Regions from separate parts of the Homo sapiens genome. Here region 2 is linked to region 1. The links are chromatin loops, found by intact Hi-C in ENCODE. Cell type or tissue: ascending aorta. All regions are shown on one strand. Each heading gives the region's core, and the rest is flanking DNA. Links, peaks and the distances in the headings are about the cores only.

What was found. A loop is a pair of places that touch in the nucleus more often than their neighbours do. Peaks named below come from ENCODE experiments on the same cell type or tissue, not always from the same donor. Only the 100,000 strongest peaks of a DNase experiment are listed, where the experiment ranks them.
Region 2: a loop joins it to region 1, with 2.0 times the contacts of the local background. A loop is called at or near these places in 11 of 110 quality-filtered maps.

Annotation. Positions count from the first base shown.
Region 1 is chr2:105,879,664-105,893,459 of GRCh38, forward strand. It overlaps NCK2 (NCK adaptor protein 2), which reads left to right. Exons shown (of 5, transcript NM_003581.5): 4 at 1,665-2,386; 5 at 13,319-13,796. The coding sequence ends at 13,513. Among named protein-coding and RNA genes, the nearest start is that of NCK2, 140 kb to the left of the region's middle. RefSeq lists enhancers at 1,245-2,025, 2,026-2,804. In ascending aorta, for the core only: no CTCF peak of the experiment used is centred there; no DNase peak of the experiment used is centred there; H3K27ac peaks cover 4,881 bases.
Region 2 is chr2:105,782,865-105,799,369 of GRCh38, forward strand. The region is part of intron 1 of NCK2 (NCK adaptor protein 2); the gene reads left to right. Among named protein-coding and RNA genes, the nearest start is that of NCK2, 46 kb to the left of the region's middle. RefSeq lists enhancers at 36-536, 3,822-4,393, 7,160-7,209, 7,450-7,499, 7,580-7,629 and 1 more. In ascending aorta, for the core only: a CTCF peak has its summit at 5,051; a DNase peak (open chromatin) is centred at 7,507; H3K4me3 peaks cover 947 bases; H3K27ac peaks cover 4,615 bases.

The sequences.
Region 1 (13,796 bases), core at 3,907-11,906:
GGCGCCGCGTGGGCACATGTCCCAGGGTAGTGGCAGTGGGAGGGGGGCAGCAGCCCAGCTCTCCACCATTGAGGACAATCAGCCTTTTTACCCTCTTCACCTCCTGCCCACTCAGCAAGGCCATAGAAGCACAAGTAATTCTTAGGACTGATCGCCCTTTACTCTAGTTTAAGGAAGAAAAGGAGAAAGGGGTACAAGCTACCCATGGAAGTGCTTGGAGGAAGTCATTTTGAGGAGTCTACAAATGACTAAACCTCCACACTGATTAAGGTAGAGGTCGAAGCAGAGCTGTGGTGGGAGCACTCATCTCTCAGGACAGCTGAGGAAGGGCCAGTCTGCTTGTGTGGGGTGTGTCCCCAGCTCTGGGGCTGACATGCTTTCCTCTCCTAGAATGTTCCGGAATTCCGTGCATTTTAACACAGTTAAAACATTTTTACCTTAGGGCTTTTCTAGCATTTTTCCTCATGCACAGGAAGAAATGTTTCTCAATCTGATTCGATACTCGTATCTGTGACTGAAGAAACAGTACTTACTGTAATTGTGTTTGATGCACTGAAATTTTCTACTTTATTCCCTTAAATTCAACACATACCTATAGGCTGGTTGCAGCCCATTAAAGTGATTTTTTATGATCCACTAGTGGGCTTTGAATCACAGTATGAAAAAATTTGCCTTCGATTGAAGGTATCAGCTAAGTTTTCCTAATGCACTCATCACAATCTGTTGTGGGAAATTAGTCTGCTGTTTTGAAAGAAGAGAAGGATTGTAAGAAGAGAAGAAAGGTGAAGATGATGGGTTTTGCCCAGTAGGGCTGTTATGCTGCCCAGGGGTGAGGGTGGGGGCAGTGAGTGTCCCAGGAGTGGAGGAGGCAGCGGCAAGGCAGCTGGGGGCAGGGCAGGTTATACAGGCTGCGTTCCCTAAGACTGGATGGTCTTAGAGTTCTAACGGGTCTTTGAATTCATTTAGTCTGACTTCCCACCCATTCTAGGAATGAAAAAGATATTTTCTCTGCATTTATACTTTATTTTTCTGAGAGGCGCAGGGATGCTCTAAAAATGGTTATTTCAGAAGGAAACCACCTACTCTTGTTATCTTTTGTGTCACTGGTATTCCCGCATTTTTTGGTTTTAGAGACAGGGCCTCACTCTGTTGCACAGGCTGGAGTGCAGTGGAGCGATCATGGCTCACTGCAGTCTCAACTCTGGCTCAAGCCATCCTCCCACCTCAGCCTCTCCAGTAGCTGGGGCCACAGATGTGCACCACAGGTGGCTAATTTTTTTTTTTTTTTTTTTTTTTTTTTTTTTTGCAGACACGGTCTCGCTATGTTGCTTAGGCTGGTCTCAGACTCCTGGCCTCAAGCAATCTTCCCGCCTGGGCCTCTCAAAGGCTGGGATTCCAGGCGTGAGCCACTGTGCTGGCCCTGTGACATGTTTTTATGGATAAAATAGATCAATTTAATTCTCAACTTTAAGTAACTTCGCAACTACAGGAGGCAGCTGCCAGCAACCGTATTTTTCTCATGGTAATTACAGTTTGTAAGCACTGTCCATGTGTCGTCCCCTTGTATTTAACCGCCAGAGAAACTGCGTGGAAATCCCGGTAGGCTAGGGAGTGTGGTGGTGCCCAAGTGCCCTGCGCCACTGAGCCTTGCTGTGTCTCCACAGGCCTCGGCAAGACGCGCAGGAAGACCAGCGCGCGGGATGCGTCCCCCACGCCCAGCACGGACGCCGAGTACCCCGCCAATGGCAGCGGCGCCGACCGCATCTACGACCTCAACATCCCGGCCTTCGTCAAGTTCGCCTATGTGGCCGAGCGGGAGGATGAGTTGTCCCTGGTGAAGGGGTCGCGCGTCACCGTCATGGAGAAGTGCAGCGACGGTTGGTGGCGGGGCAGCTACAACGGGCAGATCGGCTGGTTCCCCTCCAACTACGTCTTGGAGGAGGTGGACGAGGCGGCTGCGGAGTCCCCAAGCTTCCTGAGCCTGCGCAAGGGCGCCTCGCTGAGCAATGGCCAGGGCTCCCGCGTGCTGCATGTGGTCCAGACGCTGTACCCCTTCAGCTCAGTCACCGAGGAGGAGCTCAACTTCGAGAAGGGGGAGACCATGGAGGTGATTGAGAAGCCGGAGAACGACCCCGAGTGGTGGAAATGCAAAAATGCCCGGGGCCAGGTGGGCCTCGTCCCCAAAAACTACGTGGTGGTCCTCAGTGACGGGCCTGCCCTGCACCCTGCGCACGCCCCACAGATAAGCTACACCGGGCCCTCGTCCAGCGGGCGCTTCGCGGGCAGAGAGTGGTACTACGGGAACGTGACGCGGCACCAGGCCGAGTGCGCCCTCAACGAGCGGGGCGTGGAGGGCGACTTCCTCATTAGGGACAGCGAGTCCTCGGTAAGTGCGCTGCGCCCACAGCTCCGGCTGCAGGCAGTAAATGCGCCTTGCGCGGTGGGTCTGTGTGCCGCGCCCTTTTCACATTGTGTGAGTACACTAGAAAGAGCGGGAGACGCAGATGAATGCAATTTAGTATAATGTTTGCTACTCCGTGATTTACTTGCATCTGTTTTGGGGATAGTGGGTGTCCATTTCTGGAGGTGGGAGATTAACTAAAAAGATGTTTTTAGCTCACAGAGGTGGTTCTGCTTCTCTCCCAAGATTCCCCCTCTTGTATTTCACAGGCTCAAACATCATTTTCTCTCCTGGTTGCCCATTCTGTGTACGTAGAAGGCCCGAGTGATTTACTTTGTTTCTATTCGGTCTGTGTCCCAGAGAAAGCATTCTTTGCAAGACTGGTGGCTGGTTTCTGACACCTCCTTTTGTTGTTTGCTTGCTTTCTCTTTGTAAACCATATAATCCCAAGGTCATTGCCACGGCAGGCAGCGCCACTGAGTTCATCTCTCAAAAGCTTTTAAAGCACTTACGAGATAAATTGAAAAGAAAACAGGGGTTCTTGGGAGAGATGAGTTTTGTTTGTGTGCAGTGAGTCGGAGATATGAGGCCACTCGACTGGGGCAGCAGACCCAGTTCAGCGGTGGGCAGGCTGGGGGCGGTGAGTTTCAGGCATGGGGTCAAGCCTGCATCCCAGAAGGCAGGCTTTTCGTGTGTGAAGGAAATACTCGACCAGTTTTGCAAACGTCTTTCCGAATACACCTTCTACAATCGAGAGACTTCCAAAACAAGCATTTAGGAGATAGAGTTTAATGTATTTGAATTGTATTGGTTCTAGGAGGCTTCAATTTCATTTTTAAATGCACGCTATAAGACTAGTAAGTATGTACTACCTGCTGCCACTGCTGTCCTCTGAAAAGATTACTGGCACAATGAATAAGTGCTCATTCAAGGGTCCTGTTGACTGATCAGAGAGGCATTCAAAGCCCTCCAGAGAGAGGCGACTGGGATGTGCTCTCTTTGAGGACGGAGCATCGTGGTGGTGGAAACTGGACTCCTTTATGGTGTCATCAATTTTGCGGAGCCTTACATGTGCTTGGACGGGAATGCCAGGCTGAAAGCTAACTTCATCTGAAATCTGAACTCTGAGATTTATCAAGTCACCAGAGTTTATCATTCCTGGCAAGACATCACATTGAATTGTTCTCACATGACGAGAGCTCTGTGCACCACTTCTTTTAGATCGTGTTTGAAGCCTTAAGCAAATTAAGGACAGCAGCGCTTTTAACTCAATCGAGCAGAAACTTAGAGAAAGCGCTGGAAAACCAATTACAATATTAAGTGCTTGGTCCAGAGTCCTTAAGGGCTAAGTATAATGCACAAAATATGATCTTGGCTTAAAATTTTTTGAGTTTGAGGAGACTTCTCAGAAGGAAGTCCTGCAGTGTGGAGACATTGGTCCCAGTCATTATTCTTTCTGCCTAAGATTTGGGGAAAAGAGGAAAGACTTTAGAGGGTAGATGAAAAAGGTGTTCTCCGGGGTTGCTGGCCTTAGGGAGGACCTATGGCTTTTCTGTGGAACATGCACAGGTGGTCATTGCTGTCTGAATTCAGGGACCAAGTCCCTTTGGATAAGGAGGGATGCATGCATTGTCTGGGTTTCATCTCAGAACTCTGCACCCCACTGTCTCAGTTGTCTTATATTGTTAGAGAATGAGCTAACTTTTTCTAAAGAACTAAAGCACGAATTGTTTGTATTTCCTTTTAACAGTTTTTTAATGGGGGCCTTTCAGGGTTTTTTGCATTCTCTCCTAACTTAGAAAGTCAAGGAACAACATATATGATTCTAGGAATATAGGGCGGAAAGAGCTTTACTGGGACTTGCATCGGCTCTGCACACATAGCAGCACCGTCTTTGTCTGAGGTTCCACGTGGCCTGATGCTGTGCAGGGCAGCTTGTCCTGATGGATCTTGCCGTGACACGGGCCATTTTCAGCTGTTAGTGTGCATGCCTTGTTCCATGGGGATTCTGCAAGAGCCCTGAGGTGTGTGTGTGGCTTCTTTTCTCCTGACAGCAGAACCATGCCAGGTTTGCTGTATTTCCTGTTCATAACCAAGGCGTTCTCAGCTGTCATCTGTGACTACCAGGGACCTGTCCTGGTGGACAAGTGGACAAGTCCTTTGCTTGTTTTTTTCCCACCATCCACTGCCTCCCCCCGTCCCCATGTGTTTTCCTGCTCATTTTGGCATTTCTCAGGTTAGAGCTGGCTTTCGCAGCCACCACTAGGCCACCAAGAGCCCTTAGGTTCATGATCTGACATAATTCCTTCGCAGCATGCCAGGATGGAAAGGTTTCTGAGGGGTTCAGCCTCCCTGCAGGACTCAGTCAGGCATCTTTATTTAATTTCCTTTTTTTCTTGCAGTCTTTGGGCCTGGGCCTTTAATTGAGGTTATCACATGAGGCCTGGCTTCTGGATAAGCACAGCTGTTTTTTTTGGAATGGATCTTCAATAAAATATCCTGAGTGATTGCAGTGTAAATGAGCTAGACCCTTGCTTGACGATATTGAGGGGTGCGTATTTCAGGGAAGACAAACATTGCCACATGCTACACTATCCACTATCAGTAAGTGCTGGGTATTTCAGAAGTATCTGTTGGATATGTTAGATGAATCAGTGAACCAACAAACGAACGAACCTCTTGGACCCTCTTTCCTGTCCTGAACTTCAGTACCTACTGCTTGTCCTTCCATTTCTTCCTCCTCCCTCGCTCTCCTCTCTCATCTACAATTGTCATTTATCCTTAGCAGCTAAAGGTGATGCATTGTTGTTGCTTATTCTCCATATTTCGTTATCATACCTTCACCTGTGAGCCATACCTGCTTAAATCCAGAAAACTCAGAAATCCTACTCACCCTGTGTGTGTCCATTATAAATCCTTTTATATTACATTTTGTCCACATTGATTCTATGGATGTGGCTAGAAAGCTGTACTTAAAATGAACAGTAACCCTTTACTGGGTTTCTGGTAAACTGTACAAGTTGTCAATATTTTATTTTCTTAATTGCTGCATCTCCCATCCTTGTAAAGCTTGTTCAGAAAATGACAGATCACAACTAGGATATGGTTGGAAAAGGTGCAGAGCTGGCCTGCAAGTGCGGGAGGCCATTTTCCTCTGTAAGATTTTAGTTCCCGAAGATATCATGTATTTATTATGTCCTGCAATAGTATTAGATACTAATATTTTTTGTCATACAGTACTTTTTTTTCCAGTAGAGAAAAACTGTCTCGCTAAGGATAATTTAATGCACATATTTGTTTCATTTCTCTTTTTTAAAATATATGAAAAGTATTTGGCTGGGAAATAAAATAGAATAGCTCCTTTCTGTATTTTTAAAGTTATAATATTTCTTAAAGAAATTATAACTTTTACCCAAAACTCTATTTTCAGGCAATTTCATCATTCCATTTCTCTAAATAATGATTCTCTAACTGTATGTAGTGTGTATCAGAATTGCCTTGAAGCTTGTTAAAACAAATTGCTGGGTCCTACCTGAAATGGTACTGATTCAGGAGGTCTGGGGCCCAAGAATTTGCATTTCTATTAATAGCACGTTTCTTGGTGGTGATGCTGCTGCTTTTGGGACCACACTTTGAAAACCCTTGATCCCTATGATGCATTCTTAGTGGTTTTATATATTCTTGCAGCTGTTATTAAAACCATTTCTGCATAATACTACATTTCCATGAATTATAAAAATATTGTCATAAAGCTGAACTTCATTTAGAACTGAAGCTTTTGTTGAGTGGGATTTATCTCTTGAAGTATATTTCTGTTGAGTTTTTTGGGGGGCTTTTTTGTGTTTTTGTTTGTTTGTTTTTTACTGTTTAGAGTTTGAAAATAAACGTGCTGTATTTGCTGTGTTTCTGCTGATGAATTAGGAGGAGGTAGATTGTCAGAGCAATGTGAAAGCTGCTTCCAGGGTTTCATGGTTAGGCTCCGTGATCCATGGTGTTTCTTCATAAATGAGTTAATGTTAAGATGACTTAACCTTAGGTTGCTGTGAGCAGTGCCTGTAGGCATCTTTCCAGTTTCAAAGATAACAAGTTATTTTTAATTGCCAGGCTTTTTGCCCAGTACCAAATGGAAGTTTTAAGCCTGGATTTTTGTAATAGTTCTAATTTTAAGCATATTTAACTCTTGAAGATGGAAAGGCCTGCAAGATCATGCAGTACAGGCTGTTATCTGGAAGTTTAGTGCTCATCACCTGATTCTGATTCTCAAATGGGCCAGAGCCCTTGAAGACTCTGCCTTCTCACTCTGGCTGGCTCTTCAATGCTGACCTTTAAAACAGACAACATCCAGCATCACCAGCAAACTTGCTAGAATGCAGATTGCCCCAGCTTGCTGACTTCGAATCTCTGGGGTAGGGCTCTGCAACCTTGGTTTGAAGAAGCCCTCTGAGTCCTTTTTTTGTTCCAAATCCTGAGAACCTATGAACTCCTGAATAATTCTGATGCGCCAATTTGAGAACCACTACGTTGTGGAGTATGCACTTGATTCAAGCCCTTTTGCATACTGTTGTGTAATATGGTAAAATTCTGACTTAAATGTATCACTCAGTCACATCAGGTATGACACTATGGAAAGACAAAGAATAACAAGGACAATATTCTACAGGTCTATATGGTGAGGTATTACATGTGACTTTAGGAAATACATTTGGGGATAGGGAGGGCTAACCACACACATGCATACTAACTGGAAAGTGGACAGGGAACGCTCCGTTTGCCTAGATTAGGTAGATGGGACTTGGACAGCTGCTCTGTAGTTGATGATTGACTTTTCATTTATGTAAATAAGATTACTTCCAAAGTTAATGAGATGAATATTTGAACATGTCAGTGTGGATTGGCTTCAGGCCTGTGGAGTAAATATTTTATAGAGTGAACATTGATAGGAGAATAGGAAAAGCTGGTGAGACTCTTCACACTTGGGGCAAGGAAGAGATAATCTGATGTAAAAACAAAGAACATAGGGTCAACTGACAGCTAGCAGCATAAGTATAGGCAGGAGTAATTTTTATTAAAAGAAGGCTACCTTAGACAACTAGGGCAGGTGACCAAATAGAATGGTAAAACTGAAAGGCAGTTTTTCTGAGATAAAAACAGAGAAACTATTAATCAGTGGATCACGATTTGCCTCTAACCCATTTGTTCTCACTTTTGGGAGGTAAATGAACCACTTCTGTGGACAGAAGAGTGCCTTCTGTAAAGAAGTAAAAGGGGAAAAACATGTCTTTACCAAAAGAAAAGAATGATACAACTTGTGATAAGAAACCAACAGGGTGACCTCTCTCTGGGGGTAGAAGGAGATGTGTAGATTATTGATGCTTGGAGACTTCAGCGTGGCTGGAGATCAGTCCAGGGTCTGTGTGGAAGGCCTGGTGAATCACACAAAGGGCATTTCTACCCTCATCATTTCATAAAGTCCAAAGTGAAAGATAAGGAGAAGTTTTAAGGTTTAAAGAACCAAAAGTACCTGGAGCAAGGCCCCTCCCTCCCGTTTCCTCATGACTATTGTGCTTAGAAGAAAATCGCATTAATACATAAGCTTTCAGGAATGGAGGAGGAAATAAAGGATATTAAAGTCTGTCCTCGGCATTCATTTTTTTCCTTCTATGAGAAAACAATGATTAAATCTTGAGAGAGGGAGAGGCGTATCTGATCAGGACATCTGTTTTATAAAACTGCAAAGGTGCTTTTCAGCAAGTATTTGAGGCAATGGATCAAGCTGGCAAAGCCATAGAGATGGGATCAAAGAGTGTGCTCTCTACTGTTCTTTTCTAAAAGTACCCACTTATCGCGAGCACAAATTGCAAAGAGATGAGGTGTAAGAATTACCTAAAGGAATGAATAATGGAAGAGGTAGTCAAAATTAGAAATTTTTAAGTCTGCACGTTTGTTGAACACCAGATACTCTGAGCCCGGTGTGGGGATGTGGAGCTAAATAGGGTTCTTGCACTTAGTTGTATTCAAACACAGAATCTAAAGCCTAAACAAAAATAATGATGATAGAGGCCCCGAGAGAGGTTGGTTTTCCGCCAACCTATTAATTGTCCTTAGATTCCACTTGGAAAATGACTTCTGAAAAGAAGGGTCAAATGAATGGGTTGTACTAATTGTTCATTCTCCAGAACCATTGATTCAAAAACTATGAGAATGGAAAAATCATTCCTTATAAGGAGTACTCATAGAAGGACATAACAGGAAGAAGTGGTCTGATGTTTGAAAATTTGAAGAATTTGCCCAGTAGTCAGCACAGAGAAATTACTATATACCAAGTAAGTACAGTGTTTGGAGATGGAAAGTGTAGGAAATGCGGACAGTGGGAGGTAGCACAAAGGTGGCAATTAAAGAGGAGAAATCAAAGGGGAGATGTTTCAAAACCCGGGGACTGAGTCTAGTTAGGTTTTAGTCCAATCATAGAAAATTGTAATGAGTGTCCTGTCCATCTATGATGGCTTAAAAAGATGTCCATAAATTCTTTGGTACTCTTTGCTTCAGAAGGTGGAGCCTGACCCTCTTCCCTTCAGCATGGGCTGCACTGAGCAACTCACTTCTAATGACCAAGATGTGGCAGAAGCGATGGAGGGCAGCTTCCGAGATGGGCATTGTGGCTGCCTCTTTGCTCTCTCTTGGGTCACTTGATCTAGGGTGAGCCAGCTGTCATGTTGAGAGTACATTCAGGCAGCCCTACAGAGCCCCCTAGGGGTTCATGTGAGCAGACTGCCTTGGAAGTAGAGCCTGCATCCCCAGTCTAGCCTTCAGATGACTGCAGCCTCAGCCAGCATCCTGACTGCATGTTTCAAAAATGTGTTAAGATTCTTTGACAAGCTTAAATGTAGAGTACTCTACCATACTATCAGTACTCTAGTACTTGTTGAGGAGCAAGTGTGGCATGGTCCTTTTTCATCCAATTTCTTGAAATCTGTTCTAGAAAGCCAACCGTGGAAGGACTGCAACAGATGAGAATAGGACTGATGGAGTTGCTTTCATGGGAATCATTCCCTGGCTCCCTCTGGAGGCAGAGTTGTTTTGGGTCGGGAGTAACTCCATCTCCATCAGATGCAGGGACTGGTGGCTCACTTTGAAAGGAGGAGACCATACAGCAGTGTCCCAGCTGTCCCTTCAGGGGAAATTCCCTATGAGAGATGTCTGGAGCAGAGCCAGAGTCCTCAGGACAGAATTGGAAAAGTATCCACAGACTGGAGCTCCCTCCATCATGGGCTGCTTTGCCCATAAATGGCATTCCCATCTTTTTCTGGTGACCAAACATTTGTTGGTGGCTCCAGCACTGCCGATGTTTGTTCCAGATTTTCTTTCTTCCAGTTCTCAAACTGCATCAGAGTCCCCTGAAGGGCTTATTAAAACACACGGTGCTGGAGGTTAAAACACAGATGGCTGGGCTCCACCCCAGAATTTCTGCTACAGCAGGGTTGAGGCAGAGCCTGAGAATTTGCATTTCTTTTTTTTTTTTTTTTTTTTTAATTATTTTGAGATAGGGTCTCACTCTGTCATCTAGGCTGGAGTGCAGTGGCCCTGTCATACCTCACTGTTGCCTTGACCTCCCGGGCTCAAGTGATCCTCCCACCCTGGCCTCCCAAGTAGCTGGGACCACAGGTATGCATCACCACACCTGGCTAATTATTTTAAATTTTATGTAGAGATAGGGTCCCACTATGTTGCCCAGGCTGATCTCAAAGTCCTGGCCTCAAGTAATCCTGCCACCATGGCATCCCAAAGGGCAGGGATTACAGGTGTGAGCTTCCATGGCTGGCCCTTGAGAATATGCTTCCTAACCAGTTCTCAGAGGATGCTCATGCTGCTGGTCTTGAGAGCACACTTGGAGAACATCTTAACTAGTTCATCTTCACACTTCACTTAGAGGTGTTCAGTGGTCATATGTAACGGTGTATGTTAGTATACAGATTGTTCTTTTTCAGATTTCCTACAGAAAATCTACTTAGTTTAAATTAAAGAACACTCCCCAACTTTTAGCACTCCTGCTTGGCATAAATTGGTTCTACATCCTTAACTTTTAAAGGTTTCTGCTCAGGAGCCCACGAAATTAAAAATTACCTCTTCTGCTGCGAAAATTTTATTGCTGCAACTCATGCATGCATACAGGCACACACACACCATGATGTTAAATTAAGGAGCTTGAATTAAAAGCAAATTTCCCTTATGTAGAAAGTCATCTGTTGATCATTTGGCTTAATTAAAATTGGGTGTATCTTACATCTACCATGATTCACTCCCATACTGCCTCCACTAAAAATGATGCCACATTATCTCTAAATTGAGCCTGGCTTATAGTAAACTCTATAAGTGAGACTGCCCTTCATCTTTTCCTAAAGATACAACTTCTAGTACAGAATATTAATCATCTATAGGCTGAGGCCTAATCTGAGATTAACCTTCTGGTTTCTTCCTGGAGTTTCATCCAGGAGTATGCCCTGGGCCTCACATGGGGATGAGATGGGGCTTTTCGCCTCAAAGGTTTGTTCTTATTTGGTCTATTTGAGACAGAGGCATGCATAAATACAAACTATACTTACAATTGTTCCTTTCATTCTTTTCTGTTAACAGCTATGGCTGCTGGGTGAGCCCAGCTGCCTTGCACAATTTGAGTCTTCTCAGACACTCATTCCCCTGAGTTGTCATTGGTAGAAATGGAGTGATTCCTTGTTTTGCAAGGGTTGCACACTTCTCATCAAACATTTATTTGGGCTTTTGTGAACTCTGTAATAGACAATGGCCTAGTCCTTTGTTAACTGTCTGGAGGTCCTGCTGGGAGGTCGCAGAGCAGGGCTGAGCTGCTGGACCCTCAGAGCAGGAAGTTTCTGGGCTTTGAGAAAAGCAGAAAACTGGTCTGGGAATTCCAGGAAGAATTTCGGATGTTAGGCTGTGGTCCTGCCACTGGCCAGGCATGTCCGAGGTACCAGCCCTGCCTCGGAGAGCACATGCTCAGCTCCACATTGTCCAGAGGGCTCTCCTGCCCCCACACGCACTTATACATTCACACAGATGAACTCACACGCTACGCATACTCTCACACACTCTCAATACTCACATACTCCCTCTCACATCTGCGCACGCTCACACACTTAGAGCTGCGGTATCTCATGCTCCTCTTTCATGCAACTCTTTTTTTTGTTTGTTTTCTTTTTTTTTTTCATAGAACTTACTGCCCTGTGCAGCCATCTGTACACCTCTATTTATCTGTTCCCCACACCAGATTGTCACAGAGCATATGTCCTGCATGCACACACATGTATCCAGGGCACCGCCTGCCTGGCATGTGTTAGTAACTAATTGTTATTCATTTAATGAATTGATCAAAACTTGATATTTTTGTACAAAGAACATTTATCGTTCAGTATCTTCTTTCCTGCATGCTTTTCAGCAAATGAGATAAAAGACCAATTTTTTTTTTTTTTTTTTTTTTTTTTTTTTTTTTTTGAGATTTTTCGCTCTTGTTGCCCAGACCAGAGTGCAGTGGCGTGATCTCAGCTTACAACTTCCACCTCCCAGGTTCAAGCGATTCTCCTGCCTCAGCCTCCCAAGTAGCTGGGATTACAGGCACACTACCACCATGCCTGGCTAATTTTGTATTTTTTAGCAGAGATGAGGTTTCACCATGTTGGCCAGGCTGGTCTCAAAGTCCTGACCACAGGTGATCCACCTGCCTTGGCCTCCCAAAGTGCTGAGATTACAGGCGTGAGCTACTGCACCTGGCCAATAAAAGACACATTTTAATTAAAATAATGACATGTTTCTAAAATATTCTGAAATAGAAGGCACATCACAGAATTTAAATATTTTTCAATAAAATCTGTAATCAAACCATAGTTCAGCTTCCTCTGGGATATTGTGAACTATGTTTAAAATGCGACCGGAATTTTCCACTGCTGTTCATATTTTTAAATGCTTAGAATTAGAAAAATTAGCCAGGCATGGTGGCACATCGGGAGGCTGAGGCAGGAGAATCTGCTTGAACCTGGGAGGCGCAGGTTGCAGTGAGCCAAGATCACACCATTGCACTCTAGCCTGGGCAACAAAAGCAAAACTGCGTCTCAAAAAAAAAAAGAATTAGAAAAATTTTGATGTCTTAATTTCTAATAGGGTTAGACATCAGAAGTAGTAAAATTTCTAGCTACTGCCTGCATGCAAACCACTCTTAATAAATTCCCAGTTTATCAAAAAATAGTTTGGGAAATGAAAAACAGCAAATTTCTTGAGCAGTCAGGGCAACACTGTATATTCCATAGTGAAGTGCTGTATATTCCATAATGAGTTTGCACTTTTCAAATAACTAAAACGCATTTAGCACTGAAACTGGGCTAAGCAGAATTTATTTTTTCTTTGGTTCAGAATTTCAGAATCGTGGACTACCTCCAGGTCTTTCTGAACATCAGATGCCGTTCTAGATATAAAACAGAGACCCGGCTGGGCGTGGTGGCTCATGCCTGTAATCCGAGCAATTTGGAAGGCTGAGGCTGGGAGGGGGGTGGGGATCACCTGAGGTCAGAAGTTCAAGACCAGCCTGGCCAACATGGCGAAACCCTGTCTCTACTAAAAATACAAATATTAGCCGGGCATGGTGGCAGGTTCCTGTAATCCCAGGTACTCGGGAGGCCGAGACAGGAGAATCGCTTGAACCCGTGAGGCGGAGGTTGCAGTGAGCCGAGATTGGGCCACTACACTACAGCCTGGGCAAAAGAGTGAAACTCCATCTCAAAAAAAAAAAAAAAAGCAGAGACCCAGTGTTTGAGCAATGGGTGGTTTGGATTTAGACGCACAAGAGATGTGGATGGATTTAGACACAGCTCCCCGCTGTGGCCCGGCTGTAACTGTGTTCTGTTTCCTCCCCAGCCCAGCGACTTCTCCGTGTCCCTTAAAGCGTCAGGGAAGAACAAACACTTCAAGGTGCAGCTCGTGGACAATGTCTACTGCATTGGGCAGCGGCGCTTCCACACCATGGACGAGCTGGTGGAACACTACAAAAAGGCGCCCATCTTCACCAGCGAGCACGGGGAGAAGCTCTACCTCGTCAGGGCCCTGCAGTGACGGCGCCCCGGCCCCACACTCGCCTCCCGGGCCCCACGGTGGAGCTGCCCGCCCGGCCTTGTGGCAGAGGCTCCTCCCGCGGGGACGGCCCCGACGGCTTCTCTGCGAGTCTCTCTTTATGTTCAGGTCGCTTGGTCGGTTCGTCTCCCATTTGCCATCCAGGCCTCACACCCACACTCGAGCCCACCCGGCCGGCCAGCTTTAGAGGAGGGGAGGAGCAGGGCGAGTTCACATTATTCCTTTTCCATCGGAAGTGGCGCTCGTGCATTCAACTCGTTCCCGC
Region 2 (16,505 bases), core at 4,032-12,031, 97 kb before region 1:
AACGCTCCCAACTGGAGAGGCGTAGGGGGCAGTTACTCCAGACACTTGTGCTCACCGGCTTGGCGAAGAGGGTGGCAGCCTCACCTTTATTTCCGGTGTCATAACAAGCCCCATTTGCAGCTGAGTTGGTCGACTATCATTTGCAACAGGTAAGCCTTAAGGCCAGAGCCTTTTTGGGTACCTGGGATATAACCGTGGAACAAGATAGATGGGGAAGCTGCCTTAGAATAAGAGTTGCAGAAGGCCAGAGCCCTGGGAGGTGGTTTAACTTTCTCTGCAGCACTGCTTTGCTTTCTGCCGCAGCAGCTGAGGAAGCCAATTTAACCTTGAATTTTCTTTAAGATGATATGTAATCTTTTGAAGATGGAAAGTAATGGCAGTGGAATGTTCTGCGTGCTGTTTGTAGCCTCGCTAGAGCTTGGGTGGGCCCCCATCGCCCTCCTCCTTTGGGGAGCCTCTAAGAGTCACTAGAGGAGACTTCCCTGAGCTTCCTTCCTCGGAGTGAGGCATTAAATTGTGCCCGTGTTCTGGGGTAGCACCGTGAAGGCCCGCGTGGAACATGGTTTTTATTTAGAGTAAAAACAGCTCGATGCAGCGTTGCCTGTCTGAGCCAGACTTAGCTCTTCATCTTCACCTGCTTGTGGGAAGCTTCGTACACCACCAAGGCACAGGTTAATGTGCAGTATTTGCCACCGTGGGTGCAGTTACTAGGAAGGCAGCCGTTCGCGGAGAATAATGGTGTGTTTTTTCCACCTTGTTCCTCTGAGCATCATGAAATACCTTAGCACGAAGAAACCCTGTAAATATTCTGGGTAATAGCCCTACATAAATGTATTCAGATTATGTTTTTTTTTCGCTAATAGGTGAAAAATGATGACCTCCACTCTTTCCAAGAGGGGTGGCCTGTTCCTGAGCGACTTCAGTGTGCTTCCCCACAGAGAGGGTTTTGCAGCTGGAAACAAGGGCATTTCTTCCCAGAAAGTGGGAGTTGTTTCGCTTCTCCCTTTATAGTACTGCCTTGTAGCAATCTGAAATGTGGATATATTTGGAATTTGCACGAGAAAATGAAACACCCTTTCTCTGCAGAAGACAGAGTGCCATTGCCTTTGCAGGTCACTGAGTAAGCAGCAGGACCTGCTTCAGCTGGACGGCAGGTCCCTTCTGTGGCACCTGGTTGGCCTCAACACCATGCGTGGCATTGGCAGTGATGAAATTCATTTTCATTCAGGAAAGCGTCACTGGGAGCTTTTCTTTTTTGAGAGAGGCTCTCCCTCTGTCACCCAGGCTGGCGTGCAGTGGCGTCATCTCTGTTCACTGCAGCCTCTACCTCTTGGGCTCAAGTAATCCGCCCGCCTCAGCCTCCCAAAATGCTGGGACTACAGGCATGAGACACCACGCCCGGCTGTTATTTCTAATAGGAAGTTGCCATCCCTTTTCTCACCCCAGTGGCATTTCTGGGGAGCAGTTTTCCCACCTGCTGATCGGACTCCTTGTGGTGGTCATATGGGCTTGGGGTGAATCGGGAGGGGAGAGTTTAATTTGCTTACATGTCAAGCTGTTTAAAACAGCCTTTCAGGCTAGTAAGTATTGATGCTGGTTATATTGAGGTGAAGGGGCATGTTAAATTCAAGATACATTTGTGTTTCCACTATGTGGAGCCTCGCTTGTGGAGGGTACAATGTAGAGATGTATTCAGGTCTTTACAATGTAGGTGAGCATAAATGCATTTTTATCATTTCTATAATAATCACATTTAAATTGAGCATGTCTGTGGTTAGGCAGGCAGTTACAAATGCTTGCCATAAAAGATTCTCATTTAGTCTAGTGAAAACTATAACACCATCAAACTTGCCCCTGGAGGAGCAGTGTGTCTGTTGAGGTCCATCCGTTCCTCAGCAGCCACTGTTCCAGGCCCGTGTTTCCCACACTTCCCATTTCAACATTCTTAGAATATGCACAAAGAGTGTGTCCTCAGATACTGACAGAATAGGATACACGAGTAAAGTTAGGAACACGTGCATGCACTTAGGCAGCCTCCCAGTTTGAAATGCTTTCTGAAGCAGGTAGTTGTTTTTTATGTGTTTTTTTGTGTGTTTTTTCGTTTTTGTTTTGTTTTTGTTTTTGTTTGTTTTGAGACGGAGTCTCGCTCTGTCGCCCAGGCTGGAGTGCAGTGGCGCGATCTCAGCTCACTGCAAGCTCCACCTCCTGGGTTCACGCCATTCTCCTGCCTCAGCCTCCTGAGCACATGGGACTACAGGCGCCGGCCACCACACCTGGCTAATTTTTTGTATTTTTAGTAGAGACAGGATTTCACTGTGTTAGCCAGGATGGTCTCCATCTCCTGACCTCATGATCCGCCCATCTCGGCCTCCCAAAGTGTTGGGATTACAGGCGTGAGCGGCAGTTGGTTCTTTACGGTGTCACTGGGAGCCGAGGTGGCCATGCTGTGTGTGTCCAAGTGTAAAAAGAACCAGAGGACGGTTCCCCCGTCCTGGCCAAGGAGGCTAGTGGGAAGCTTCCTGAGATGTCTGTGGACACAGGAAAAAATTGTTGTGTTGTCCTACAGGGAGACATGTGAGTGTAATTCCTGCTATTCAGAAAGATAGAGTCCAAAGTGACACGACCAAAAGACCGCCAATACAAAATCTAATGCAGCCTGCCCAGTCCTCCTTGTAACCTGGTCCCACTGACAGGTTTCCCGCTGTGAACAGTAAAGGGAAAGGCCCAATCTCCAATAGCACCAATAGAGTGGAAGCCACAGGATTGGCTCTGAGCCACCTCAACATCCGCTCAGGTGTTTGCAGGTATGCCCAGCCAGGGAGTCTGGGGCAGCCCTGCCGAGGTTAAGTTTGCCTTTGTGCTTTATAAGCCGAAGCTTGGGAGAACCTGATCACACCCAAAATGTCATTCTGAGGGTCAGCAGGAGGTTGGGCGCAGGACTCCTAGTAAGTGCTGAGTCTATTTATTTAGCTGTTCTCATTTGATGTGCTGAAGAAAATAAATACGATATCTAGTAGCAGTGCAATACTTTTGGTCTAGATGATGGTCCAGGGAGGCCCAAATTATTTAACTTGGGCGACTGGTTCCCTGGACTTAATACCTTTTGCCTGTTTTTTGTGTTTTCGTAAACGTGTGTGTGTCCACTCTTTGCCCATCTGTCAATTTTCTCATTTACCTTCTGCCTTATTTGCCTTATTCTCACGTCCCTTCCACTGCACATCTCTCTATCAGTTAATTAATCCATTCATCCAGCCAGCCTTTTATTGATCATCTGTTGTGTCTAGGGCAGCATGATTAGCGTTGTGGACTGAACAATAAATTACAAACAATCCCAGCACCAGGGATGAAAAAATTATGTGTACAAATGACTCTGATAACAAATGATTATTTTGAATCTATGTAATAACCGTAGTGATCATTAGCTGAGCATGTGCTATGTGCCAGGCCTGGCTCTGAGCACGGACTTGTTCCATTAGCCCTGGGAACGGCCAGTGGGCAGGCTGGGGACAGGATGGGAGTTCGGGAAGGCTGGGAGTGTTGTCTTGGGCCTGTCTGGAAAGGTCTCTGCCTTTGGAGACCTGGCTGCCAGCCTTGGAGGTGGCCCTGGCCGCTGCTGGGATCTTGTGTCTGCTCCTCTCTAAGCATGAGATGCTGAGTCGGTTCCTTTAGCTCAGACTCATCCACACCTTTAGGAAAAGGAGGTAATGCCGGCCTCGCGCGGTTATGAGAGTGAAATTAAACTCCACATAGCTGGCTCAGGGTGAGGCCTGATAAGCACTGTGTCCCTGTGGTGGCTGTGGCCTGGCCTGACTCTCCTGGGTCCCCGGGCAGGGCTTCCTGTCTCCATCGCTGTCTCTTATTTCTCTGCCTCCTTCAGGTCCAGCTTCTACTCTCTCCTCCCTTCTGCCTCCCCCACGCATTGCTTCCTCCTGGGTTTGTTCCCCTCTGCCTCTCTTGGGCCAGTGCCTTCTACCAGCCCTGCTCCCACCCTAGCCTTAGGCTGACTCCCTTACCTCTGCTGCTCAGGCACCCTCCTTTCTAAAGCATGGTGATAACAGCACCGTCCAGACTCGAAGCAGGGGACCTGCGAAACTTCAGCTGGCGTGGTGCCGCACAGGTGCTCCCTGGCCTTGGTGGCTCTCAATGGGGTGAGCATGTGCCCTGCTTTCCTCTCTTCTGCCCTTTGCTGCGACTCCTCTGCTGTCTTGCTCTGCCCGCTGCAGGCGTGGTGGCACTGGGCAGCTGCTGTTACTCCCACTGCCCTCACCTTTGACCCTCAGCCCTGAGCACTCAGCTGGATTTCTCTTTTCTGGGTTGGTTGTCCTCACACTGAAGGAAGCTCAGCTCAGCGCCGTGGAAGGGGCAGGACCCAGTCTCAGCTCTGACATGGTCATATCTGTAGGCTTGGGCTGAGTCTTCCACCTGCAAGTGCAATGGACTGAAATTTTATGTCCCCCAGAAATTCAGGTGGTGAAGTTCTAACCCCCAGTGTGACTATATTTGGAGATGAGCCCTCTGAGGAAATAGGGTTGAGAGTAGGGCCCCCATAATGGGATTCCTGCCCTTCTGAAAAGAGACAGCAGAGAGCTCTCTCTGCCACCTGAGGACATAGCGAGAAGGCAGCCATCGGCAAGCCAGAAAGTGGCCCCCATCAGACTCTGCTGGCACTTGGATCCTGGACTTGCAGCCTCCAGAGCTGCGAGAAATGAATACCTGCTGTTGAAGCCCCCAGCCTGTGGTCTTTTGTTAGGGCTGCCTGAGCTGACTCAGGCAGTGAAGCTACCTCAGTCTCTCCCTGCGGTGGAGACTCCACCCCATGGGGTGTCAGGGTGCACTGGTGACCACTGCACCTTCCCCATAGGAGCATCTCCACTAGCCAGGTTCCTTCTTGCTGGAAACAAGGCCCATCTTTTCTTGATGACAGTGAGGGAATGGGTAGATGGGAAAATTACGGCCATAACTTGTTTTGCTTTAATTTTGGGCTACATCCATGTTATAAGATGATCTCATTCTGTTAGAAACACATGCGTATACCGCCCCCCACCGCCCCCGACTTGTAGATCCCTGGCCCATTGGCAGAAGTGAGTAGACCTGGGCTTCCTGCCCTCCTGGGCTCCACGTGCCACCAGCCAAGGACAAATCAGAGTTGGGATGTGTCTCCTTCCAAGGTTGGATCTGCTTGGATCCATTTTGGATGCAAAAGTGAGGGTGCTAGCTTTGAAAAAGCTTCTCAATTTGACTTTCCTTTCACTTCCGTAAAGTGTAGGGGATTAGAAGTGAGAGTTGGGGAGGAAGGAGGCCAATTCTAGATAAGTTTTTTCATCAGCTATGTGAATTGGAGACAAAAGTTAGAAAACCTAGGTACTAGTGCTGTCTTTTGCTTAAAGGATTTTTGTGCCCTTGAAACTTCTACACCCATAAAATGCATTTTCATGGAGTTAAAGCCATTGCTTAAAAGTAGGTTAAAAGGAGAGGGAAATTCTTTTCTCCATTTCTATCAACGCCATTTAGATGATGATGTTTCAGTCTTTTTTCCATGCTTAGGTTTCCTTTTTCCTCTGGTTTGTATATTTATAGTCATACTCTATCCAAATGAACTTTTCTCATTAATAGGGATTCTGAAACTACTGTTATCTCCATCTCCTCTTGAACAAGTAATACAAGCAATATATATTTTTGATATTTAACATATCTATAGTTGTACTATATTAATACAATTATTATACTGTATATTACTTATATGTAGGTTAAATAAGACACTTCTGTTGGCCAGTGCAGAACTTCCTCATCTCTAAGTGCCTTCTCCTAGAGTTTTCTATTTTTTTGTTTTCTTTCAATATGCTTTATCCATAGAATGCATAATTTTTTTTGTTTGTTCTCCTTCATTCGTTTTCTTCATTCTTATATAGCTTAAATCAGTTACAAACAAGCCACTGTAATCCAATACTCTGTACTTTAAACAAAAGCTATCTGTGTTAATTCTGTTGTGTTTTGACAGAGGGTGACTAGTCAGGGCAGCGGATCTCTTATCTGCTCGTTTGGGTTTCTAAAAATGTATTCTGGTTGCATTCAACTTTTTAGAATTCTAAACTGATATAGACAATTGTTATTTAAAACATGGTATGACTGTGAACGATTTAATGCACGCTTCTCTGCCAATCTCCCCCTCCTCCCGATGCCCGCAGCCTCACTTGTGCTCAGAGGGTTCCAGCGCCCAAGTGAGCCCCACCCACCTTCCTCAGCTGAGGGCCTGGGACCCTCGGCTCCCATAGCGGGTGTGAGAGGCCAGGTTTGCAGTTAGATGTGGCACTTCACACCATTTTTTTCTTTTTCTTTTTTTGGAGACAGAGTCTTACCCTATTGACCAGGCTGGAGTGTAGTGGCGCGATCTTGGCTTACTGCAAACTCTGCCTCCCAGGTTCAAGCAATTCTCCTGCCTCAGCCTCCTGAGTAGCTGGGATTACAAGTGTGCACCACCATGCCCAGCTAATTTTTGTATTTTTAGTAGAGATGGGGTTTCGCCATGTTGGCCAGGCTGGTCTCCCAACTCCTGGCCTCAAGTGATCCACCCGCCTCGGCCTCCCAAGGTGCTGGGCTTACAGGCATGAGCCACCTTGCCTGGCCTCACAACCTTTTTTCAATGAGAAAAACATTAGCCTTCTTTTGTTACACATAAGAGAGTTCTTTCTAGTTGAAGAGATGTTTCCCTGAGTCTTTCTGATGAAAATGATCCTCTTGCTACATAAAATCCTTATAGGAGCAATAAAACCTGCCTTCGGAACCAGCTGTAAAGCACTTATTGTCCATCATCATCTGCTGGTGAGGACCTTGCTCCCCGGCTTGTGATTCTCAAACCCCAACTTAGGCTTGCTCCCGGTTAACGGGAGGGCTTTTTCTGACACAGACTGCTGCCCCACACACCCCCAGTTTCTGCCTCAGTGGTCTGGGGTGGGCCCCAGTAATTTGCATTTTTAAAAAGTCCCCAGGTGATGCTGGTGCTGGCCAGGGCACACCTCACCATCAGATAACGAACAGGTTGGATATGAGTGGTCGCCAACTAAATGTTCACGAATGGATGTTGTGTTTTGCCATCACTGCCTGGAGGGGGCAGGGTAATCAGAGTCCAACACTAGCGTGTTCATGTATTGAGTGCAAGGGAGCAGAATTGGCTTGTCTTCAAAACATCTTAATTTTTATTGCTTCTACTTTGTGGAATGTTACTTCCTATTTGTAGAACGAGAAGAATTAAAAGTTGATTTGTGAGCTAAAAATACGGGCAGCCGTTTCTTCTTCATCAAAGCCCACAAATAGACCTGAACATTTAGACATAAAAGTAAACCGTTAGAAATAGTGTGCATGTCATTAGGATCTGTTGATTGGATTAAAATGACAGACTCGTTTCTTGGCTTCCTGCAGCTCTCGTCATTGCCCACCATCTATTTTTAGCAGATCTTGCCCTGCTGACTCAGAGTGGGAACAGTTGCTGAGCCCTGGGCTTCTCAATGCCATAGGCTGGCAAGTAGCCTGACTTCTAGGATGGGTAGCACTCTATGCCTGGGCAGCAGGAGAGTCTGTGCCTGTGAGGAGACCCCTCTGCAGGCAGCCTGGGAGCCCGGCCACCCCCGCCTGCCCCATTTCTTGTTACCTCACCCACTGAGAGGAGCCACCTCTGGAGCCCTGGTTTCCTAGGCCCTTTGAGAAGTGTGCCAGGTGTTGCTGCCTGGAGTGTCATCACTTGATGTGACATCTTACTGCATCCCCCGCACCTGTCCTCATCTTAGGTGAAGGCATCAGGCCAGGCCCTTAGTGCCTCCTTCCTCTGTTCTGGGCACCCCTAGGGGAGAAGTGTACATGGGTGGAGCTTGTCTTCAGGAGACTGTACCTGTTTCTTTAAGGCTGCTGTCCAGGTGGGTCTCTCGCTGCCAGCTGATGCACATAGGCAAGACTTGGGTGGAGGGAACGGCCTTTGAGCTGTGCCCGAAGAAGGAAGGGTGTGGCAGGTCAGCCCGAGGCAAGGGAGGAGAGTCCTCATCTGCAGGGCTTGGTGAGGAGCCAGCCAGAGTCCAACCCCTCCCCTTTATATCACAGATGCACACTGCTAGGGGAGTGCTCCTCGTGTTAGAACCTGCAAGAGTTGGAAGGCACTGCTTAGAGGTTGTCCGCTCCCACTCAGGAAACTTTGGGGCTCTGGAAATGCCCATGAGCAACACAGCTGAGAGGGTAGGTACTGTATGTGGGAGCCACTTGGAAGCCCCTGCGGCCCTGGGCTCAGCCACTCTGCACCCTCATTTTCTCATTTGTTAAATGAAGAGGTGACAGCGGAAGATCTCTAATCCTTCCTTCCAGGATTTAAATTCTAGTAATTCTTAAGAGAATGTTGATTCATCTAGAGAAACCTGAGGCAGTGATGTAAATTACAGCCACACTGATAAGAAACTGGTCATTTTTTACCTCTCCCACGTAACCTCTGTGCCTTCACGTTTTTCTCTTCACTCCAGAAGAAGAGTGACCAGGTGTGGTGGAAGGCTCGGTGGCTTTCACGATGGGAGGATATACGGTGTAAAGTGCCTAACAACAATGTAGGGAGTGCACCCTCGCCCCGTTGCCGTGCTTACCGGCCAGAGTGCTGCTGCAGATTACTCTTCGCTCACTGTCTTTGGGATGTCCTTATTTGTTCCGTGTATTACAGTGTAGTTTATTGTATGTTTTTAGAGCACTCTTGTGTTCATTTAAACTTCTCTAGAGCAAAGAGCATTTCGAACTGACTCCATAATAGATCTGATCATAGTGACCTCTTGAAGTGCTTGATACAGGGTTTCGTTTTTCTACTTGACAATTCAGGCAAATCAGTGGTATACATTCTTCGTAGAGCTTGTGAGTTTTGTCTATAATTTGATCCATGTAAAAATGACGCAGCTGCTCGTGGTGGTTGTGTTTTGATAGGCCACTCAATATTTTCATATCTGTTGTATATTTAACACCCGAATAACTTACCAAGATTTTATCGAGTGAACTGATTTTTCTTTTTGGGAGGAGCAGAGGTCAAGCTACCAAAAATGTTTTTTCGATGTTTTGAGTGTGTGTTTTTTAAGCATAATCAGAAACAAAAAGAAGAGCCTTAATGGGTTAGCGGTTGATTCTGAAAAGCAAGCTGTTGATTGTGTTGTGGGCTCTGCACAGAGCCGTGGGAACGCTTCCCCAGTCCTGCCTTGGTGACCGGAGAGATGGATGAGATTTTGGAGACCCCTCCTGCTCAGCCTCACCACTGACCCGCTCCATGCCCTAGGCAGGGAGGTGCTTTGCGCACCTTCATATGTAGAAGATGGTTTGCTGCTTGGGGGTTTCTGATGGCCCTTTCAGCTATCACATTTTATGATGATCTTGACATTCTTTGTAAGATGTGATTTCTTAGTTATCAAGATCATCATATTCAGTGTAGTCCTAAGGTAGAATCAGAATAAATTGCCCAGCTTCAGCAGTTATCAATTAATGGCCAATCCTTTATCTAAGCCCCTATAGACTCTAACAGATTATTTCTGAAGTGAATTCCAGACATCAATTCCTGTCCTGTAAATATTACGGAATTTCAATAACAATAACTACTTAACAAGTATGCAGTCAGTGTTCAAATTTTCCCACCTGTCTCAAAATGTTATTTACAACTGGTTGTTAAAGTCAGAATCCACGTAAGGTCCACACATGCAGCTGAATGATCTATTGATTTGTCCAAACTCGTTTGTTTTTTTTTTTCCACCTTCCCCATGCCAGTTGATTTGTTGGCAAAACCCGGTCTTTTGTCATTTGGGCTTCCCACAGTCTGCAATGTGCTGACTAGGACCCTGAACTTCCTAGAAACTGCACATCAGAACCAGAGCCAGTCTGGTGCGATTTTCTGGCAAGGCTGCCCCTTAGGTGGTGTGTGTGCATCTATCAGGCCGAGGCCCATGTGAGCAACCTGGATGGCCGTGGCCTCCACCTGTAATGCACAGGGGTTGCAAAGTGATGATTTTCTGATTCAGTCACTCCTTCTGCACTTGCTAGCCAGGTGAGGAGAGTACTTGTCAGCTATTACCCCGACGTGCAGTTTAGATGGGAGTCTTTCCCTTTCTCACCAACCGAGTCAGCTTTTCCCTAATGGTGGGATTCTTTCCTGTCCTGTGTCATGAAGCCAACCCATGAAACTGAAGGTGAGCATCAAGCAGTGCAGGCTTTATATAATGGCCGTGGAATTGAGAAGTGGCAGTGTGGCTCGCAAATTGGCTTCTCAGTCCATGAGAGGTGGGAAGCCACAGATGTAGGACATCTTTAATGAAGGGATTGGGCATTAAAAGCCAGGAGAGGAATATTCATGTATTTTCTGGGAATGGGTGGAGAACTTCTGGAAACCAGAGTGCTGCCTGTTTTTTTGTCCCCTTATGGTTTCTTGTCATTGTCATGGTGATTGTCAACTGTCATGGTCCTAGTGGGAGTGTCATTTAGTATGGAAATTAGATGATAATGAAGTTAAAGGTTCTTCAGAGGTCAGGTGAGCTGCCATCTTGGATCCCACTGGTTTCAGCTGGTCTGGTCAGGCAGGGAACTTCTGACCTCGGGCATCCTGTTTCTGAGACAAGTAGAGTTAAGGCAGGGTAGAAATTCACCTAGGTCATGTAGGCATTGCACTGGCTAACAAGTTTATTTGGCAGTTTTCAGAGTAAATAGTTCTGGTTCCCCAGTATCCACCAAAGTGAGCAATGAATTTGTTTATTTCTTTGTTTTGAGTAGCAATTGTGGAACTCTGATTTAAGATACTTTGTGTGTATTTTTACCCACTGCAGTTGACACCCTCATTGCTGCTCAGGCTGCCCCAGCCTTGGCCAGCGAAAGCTGCCTTAGGTGGCCTTCGTGTTCTCTTGCCACGTGCCTGTAGTCCTTAATAATCACACCGGAAAGCAGGGAGCTGTGGGGGTTTCAGGCTCCTTTAGACAGTGCCTACCCCAGCTGGGGTCTGCGTGCCTTCAAAGAACTGTGGGGACCACTACTGTTTATGGGTTGCTTCTGGTTTGGTCATTGTGTCTGAGCCTTTTCAGTGGATAAAAGCTTTTTTTCTTTGGTGTGGTTTGTTTTTAAACATAATCTATTATAAATTCACATTGATACTTATAACTCAAAATTAGGATTCTAAAATATTGTATCTTTCGATTTTTTTTTTTTTTTTTTTTGGAGACGGAATCTTGCTCTGTCGCCCAGGCTGGAGTGCAGTGGCGCCATTTTGGCTCACTGCAACCTCCACCTGCCAGGTTCTAGTGATTCTCCTGCTTCAGCCTCCCAAGTAGCTGGGATTACAGGCGCCTGCCACCACGCTGGCTAATTTTTGTGTTTTTAGAAGAATTTTCTAAAATTTCACCATGTTGGCCAGACTGGTCTCAAACTCCTGACCGCAAGTGATCCGCCCGCCTCAGCCTCCCAAAGTGCTAGGATTACAGGCATGCGCCACCATGCCTGGCTGAATCCTTTGATTTTATATTTCCTTTATGCTGAAAATCTTTGTCCCTAGGATCGTTTACGTAATGACTTATTTGCTTGCTTGTGTGTTTTATTTATATACAATATATATAAATGTTTAAAATAACCCCACCAATATAATTGCAAACCATATAAGTACTGAAAACAACAGAAAATGTTTTTGTCCTTAGGGTTTATCTCACAGGGGAAATACAGTCCAATTATTGTATTTCAAAGTCTTTCAGGATAATTCCTCTCTGTACTTAAGCCACCAACTCAATTTATAGTTTAGTTTGTTTCATTCTGCTTTTAATTTTTGGACTTTAAAAAAGTTAATAGTTTATTATTTTATTTATTTATTTATTTATTTATTTATTTTTGAGACGGAGTCTTGCTCTGTCACCCAGGCTGGAGTGCAGTGGTGCAGTCTTGGCTCACTGCAACCTCCATCTCCTGGGTTCAAGCGATTCTCCTGCCTCAGCCTCCCGAATAGTTTATTATCTAAACTGTTCGCATGGTTCCGCAGCCAAAGATGGTTATGTCCAGAGAATGATTATTTTGTATGACTACTCTCTCTATCTTCTTTTTTCCCTACTCTTTTCCATCACCATTTTTTAAAGATGTTTTTTTCTTTCCCCTTTTTATTTCTTGCTTTTTAAAAAAAGTTTTATTTTTTAGAGCAGTTTTAGTTTCACAGCAAAACTGAGCAGAAGGTACAGAGTTTTCTCATATATCCAGTTCCCCCACATGAACTAGCAACATCCCCGACAGGGTGCTGCATTTGTTTCTGTGGGTGAAACTGCACTGACAAAAACCAATCACCCAAAGTCCAGGGTTTATATTTGGGTTCACTCTTTGCGTTGTGCATTCCATGGGTTTGGACAAATGTATAATAATAATTATTGCTTTTTAATGTGAGCAAACACATATGTGTATACAGTGATATATTTTTAATTTTTTTTTTCCTCAAATAAGCAATAGCATACTCTATACACTTTTCCCAAGCAAGAGGTCAAAGGTGGTTTTCTAATTATATGGTATATTGTAACTTAATCATGATATTGAGTTAAACTGAATGGGCCTGTTTATTTAGTTATTTTGAAACGGGTAATTATAAAAACTGCTGCATAAATATTTGAGTCATATTCCAAAAGAGTTAGAAAATACATGGATATTCCTGTCTTATTTTTGCTTTAACAAACTTGGTCTATTTAGTTTACATGTATGCTCCGTCAGTGGTTCTCAGCCAGGGTGATTTCATTCCCCAAGGGATATTCAGCAGGCAGTGTCTGCAGGCGTTGTTGATTGTCACCAATTTAGGCAGGGTGTGGATTGTTGTTAAACATCCTACAACGCAGGGGACAGCTCCACGACAAAGAATTACCGAAACGTCTGTATGCCCCTGGTGAGAAACACTGCTCATGTTCAACCAGGTATTTGAGTCATTATTCCTCCCTCTAGACCTCTCCCTCCTCCCTAACTTCCTTCCTTCGCCGCTTCCTCTCATCTTCCACGCACCCTCCCCCCAGTCTTTTTCAGTAAAACTAGGTATTTACATCTAGGACTTTAGGAAAACATGAATCATTTAAAATGAAACACATCAACGATATATTCTTTATTACCAGTCTTGTAAAAAGAGCAAAACAGTTTAGCATTTGAAAGCTCTATTGTAGTTTGCTCTGGTATAAATCATATGTGCAGTCAAACTTTTTTTGGAAAGCTAATTCTGCTTTATGATACAGGTCCCAAGAAGACAGAATTTTATTAGGTGCATGCACATGGAATACCAACTTCAGGGTTGAAAGTGACTGAGGTTGATAGTCTCTGTATTGGCCGCCCTCTGGGCACTGTGGCTTCAGGGTTGAAAGACAATCATTTGCAGGCGTGTGTAAGTATATATGGCTGGTGGGCAGAGTGGTGGCTTTGCTGCTCTTGCAAGGCTGTTTTGTCATTGATGGCACACAGGAGAGTGCTGGAGGTTAGTGTCAGTTTATCTTATCTCTGTACTTCCTGTTGCCTCACTTTAGGATCTTAAGAAATATTCAATTTCCACTAAAAAGAGGAGTGAACAATTCAATGTTTTGCTGTTTTAAGGGTCATGTATGTAAATATGGATGAATGGGGGCATTGGAGCAGGGAGCACATGGGGTATTATTGGCACCGGTTGCAGAGAGGGCCTGGGGACATGAGTGTGTGGCACAGAACGCAGGTGTTCAGATCGGCAGCGTCTGGACTGAGCCTGGGAGCTGGAAGGCTGGAGATGGTGCTTTTCTTCCTTTTGCATTTGGCAAGGAAGAGTATCCCGTAGTTTAGTGTTATTCCAGAAGCTCTCGGCATCATGTTTATTCCCTTTCTTTTTTTTCCCTTGTACTTTCTCATACCTCTATCAGATAAATTAAATGAATTGGAAAAATAACTAAGCATTTCTCTTTGACGCAGGTAAATGCAGTATACATTTGATTCCATGGAAAGGAAATATATATAATTAGAACACTTATAGACATTAGTGGTGACAGTTCACAGGTTAGTCTGCCCTCTCAGGAGTTGTCTTGATAAAATAAATTTTATTAAGCATGTTACTTGTAAGTGTCAGCACTTATCTGTGGTTGGTTCAGTACCCCTAGCTGGGGTGAGTGTTTGCTGTGATGATGGTTACAAGCATAGTCTTGCAGAAATGGATTTAGTCATCACAGTCCCTTTTTTATTTTAACTTTATGTCTCTAAGACATAAAAATTTATTATCCTTTTTAGGCCTTTGACTCACAGTTTGTACCACCATCTTTTCTTTCAGCATCTCCCCCACCCACAAGAAAAAAGTTGACATTGATTTCTAATCCTTTCTGTCTGGCCAAATTCAGGATCTTAGAAAGGACACCCCTATTTCAGCTCCTATACTAGTGTTTTAAGGGGAACCTTTAAAATGGGATTCTGAAGCCTTGGCTGATTTTTCTTTTCTGCACAGGAAATAACCAATTTGTGCTATTTCTGGGTGGTGTGTGTTGAACTCACAGTTCTAGGACCGGAAGAGACTGCCAGCCATGCGGTTCCATATTGTGCAATGCAAGGGCAGAAATGGTATCCAGGTCTTTCTAAGGGGGAAAAAACCAGTATGGCCAAGCAGCAGGCTGCCAGGCTGTGCGGGCTAGCAGAAGGGAGGTTCTTAAATTCTCTGCACCCATGTGAGGGAGGCTGCTCTCTTGACAGCGTCTTAGGGTCAGGATGGCTGGAATGGAGCGTGGAGCCTGGTCTGGTTGGAGTCCCTGTGTGGCCTTTTGGAGATGAGTATGGTAACAGTGAGGCAGGAAGTGGCTGGATTTGCAGCGACTGTGTGGAGCCTCCCTGTTTAGGCTTAGTGAGCTGATGCAAAGTCTTTCGTAACCATGATCAGTTAAAACAAAACACCTGATGTTGTGGCCTCCTGTCAGCTTTTGTCCTCCTGTAGAAACAAGATGCTTCTAGAAAACCAGTTTGTAAATTTGGCACAGAAAAAAAACCCTTTCAGCAATTTGGTGTGGACTCTGCTTGTTAATTTATGGCTTCGCAACTTTTTTTAAGCTACCGGCACTAACAGCAGATCTTTAAGTGTTTAATCGTCCCAAGTCAGGTTTGACTGTGGGCTGACTAGCTATAGTGATCTAATTTGGTTCATTTCCTAGGAGAAGAAAATTATAACCACATTTTTATTAATTTATGGTTTTGATCCATCTATTTTAGACTCAATATTAAATCATCCCCTACTTCCAGAAGATGTGTTTTTGAACATAAGTATCTTTAGGATTTAATATTCTATGAAAGGAGTAGGAGCTAATGTTCGCTTGTTGTAATGTTTGTTTTCTTCTGATATGATGATTTTGTTGAAAAAATGTATTTGAAAGAGTAACGTGTAGGTAAGAAATAAGTTAGCCAAAACCATACTTCAAGGGAAGCCTCCCTCCTATCCTGGGAGCCCGGATAGCCTCACTGTGGCCTCTTGTTTGTACATCCAGAATATTCTTGAAACTGGGTTAGCTGAGTCATTTTTTTTTCTTCTTTCAGTGTTCTCCTTTTTTCTTTTTATAAAATGAAGAGATCTGTCCACAAGTCTAGCTTTTAACAATGAGAAAAAGCACTGAATTGTACACTTTAAACAGTGAACCAGTTTGGGGTCTGGTTTAGAGAGAAGAAATAAGGGTTAAAATTGTTTTCATCTTCCATATCTGATTCATATAATCAGATATGAATAGTGAAGTTCCCCAAAGATACATGTAAGCTTGGAGTAAAGACAAAATGTATGCATTACTTTGATGGGGGAAGCCTGTGGTGAACCCACTGAGGTTGCTGGTGATTAAGTTTATGTGGACGGTGAATCTCAACAGAATGAAAATAAACTGTGGGTGTCTATTTTGAAGCAGATGAACCAGGCAGCAAAGCAGTAGCTGTGGTTCTTCATAGATAAATACATTTAGGGAAATTAATACAAAATGTTCTTACCTTATTTTTCTGAGTTGTTCACCGAGCTTCCTCAGATGTTAACATCTTAACCACAGCACAGTTTTGAAAATCAGGAAGTTATACCAGGTTGTTGTCATCACACTTTCTGATCTCCAGTGGTCTGAAAGGTGAGAGGTGATATCTTAGTATCATTTTAGTGAAGTTCAGATGTCCCTTTTCATCAGTTTGAAGGCCTTATATTTTCTTACCTGGTTTTCCTTGGCCCACGGTTTTCTTGGTGTGTTGGTCTTTTCTTGTGTCAAGTTTATTTAAGAAGCTCTCGCTGTGTCCTGTCTGTCCTTCGTGTCCTAAGTTGCAAATGTTTTCTCCTAGCTTTTTATTTGTCTTTGGAATCTATCTGTGGTATATTTTATCATGTAAGAAAATTTTTTATGTTTATGTAGTTGAATTCATCCCTCTTTTATGGTTTCTGGAATTTGAGTCCTAGGTTTAAAAAAAAAAAGTTCTTCCTTCAGGGTTATAAAGGGTGTTTTCCATATGTCCTTCTATACTTTTACTTTTTCATTGTAAATCTTGGATACCTTTGGAAT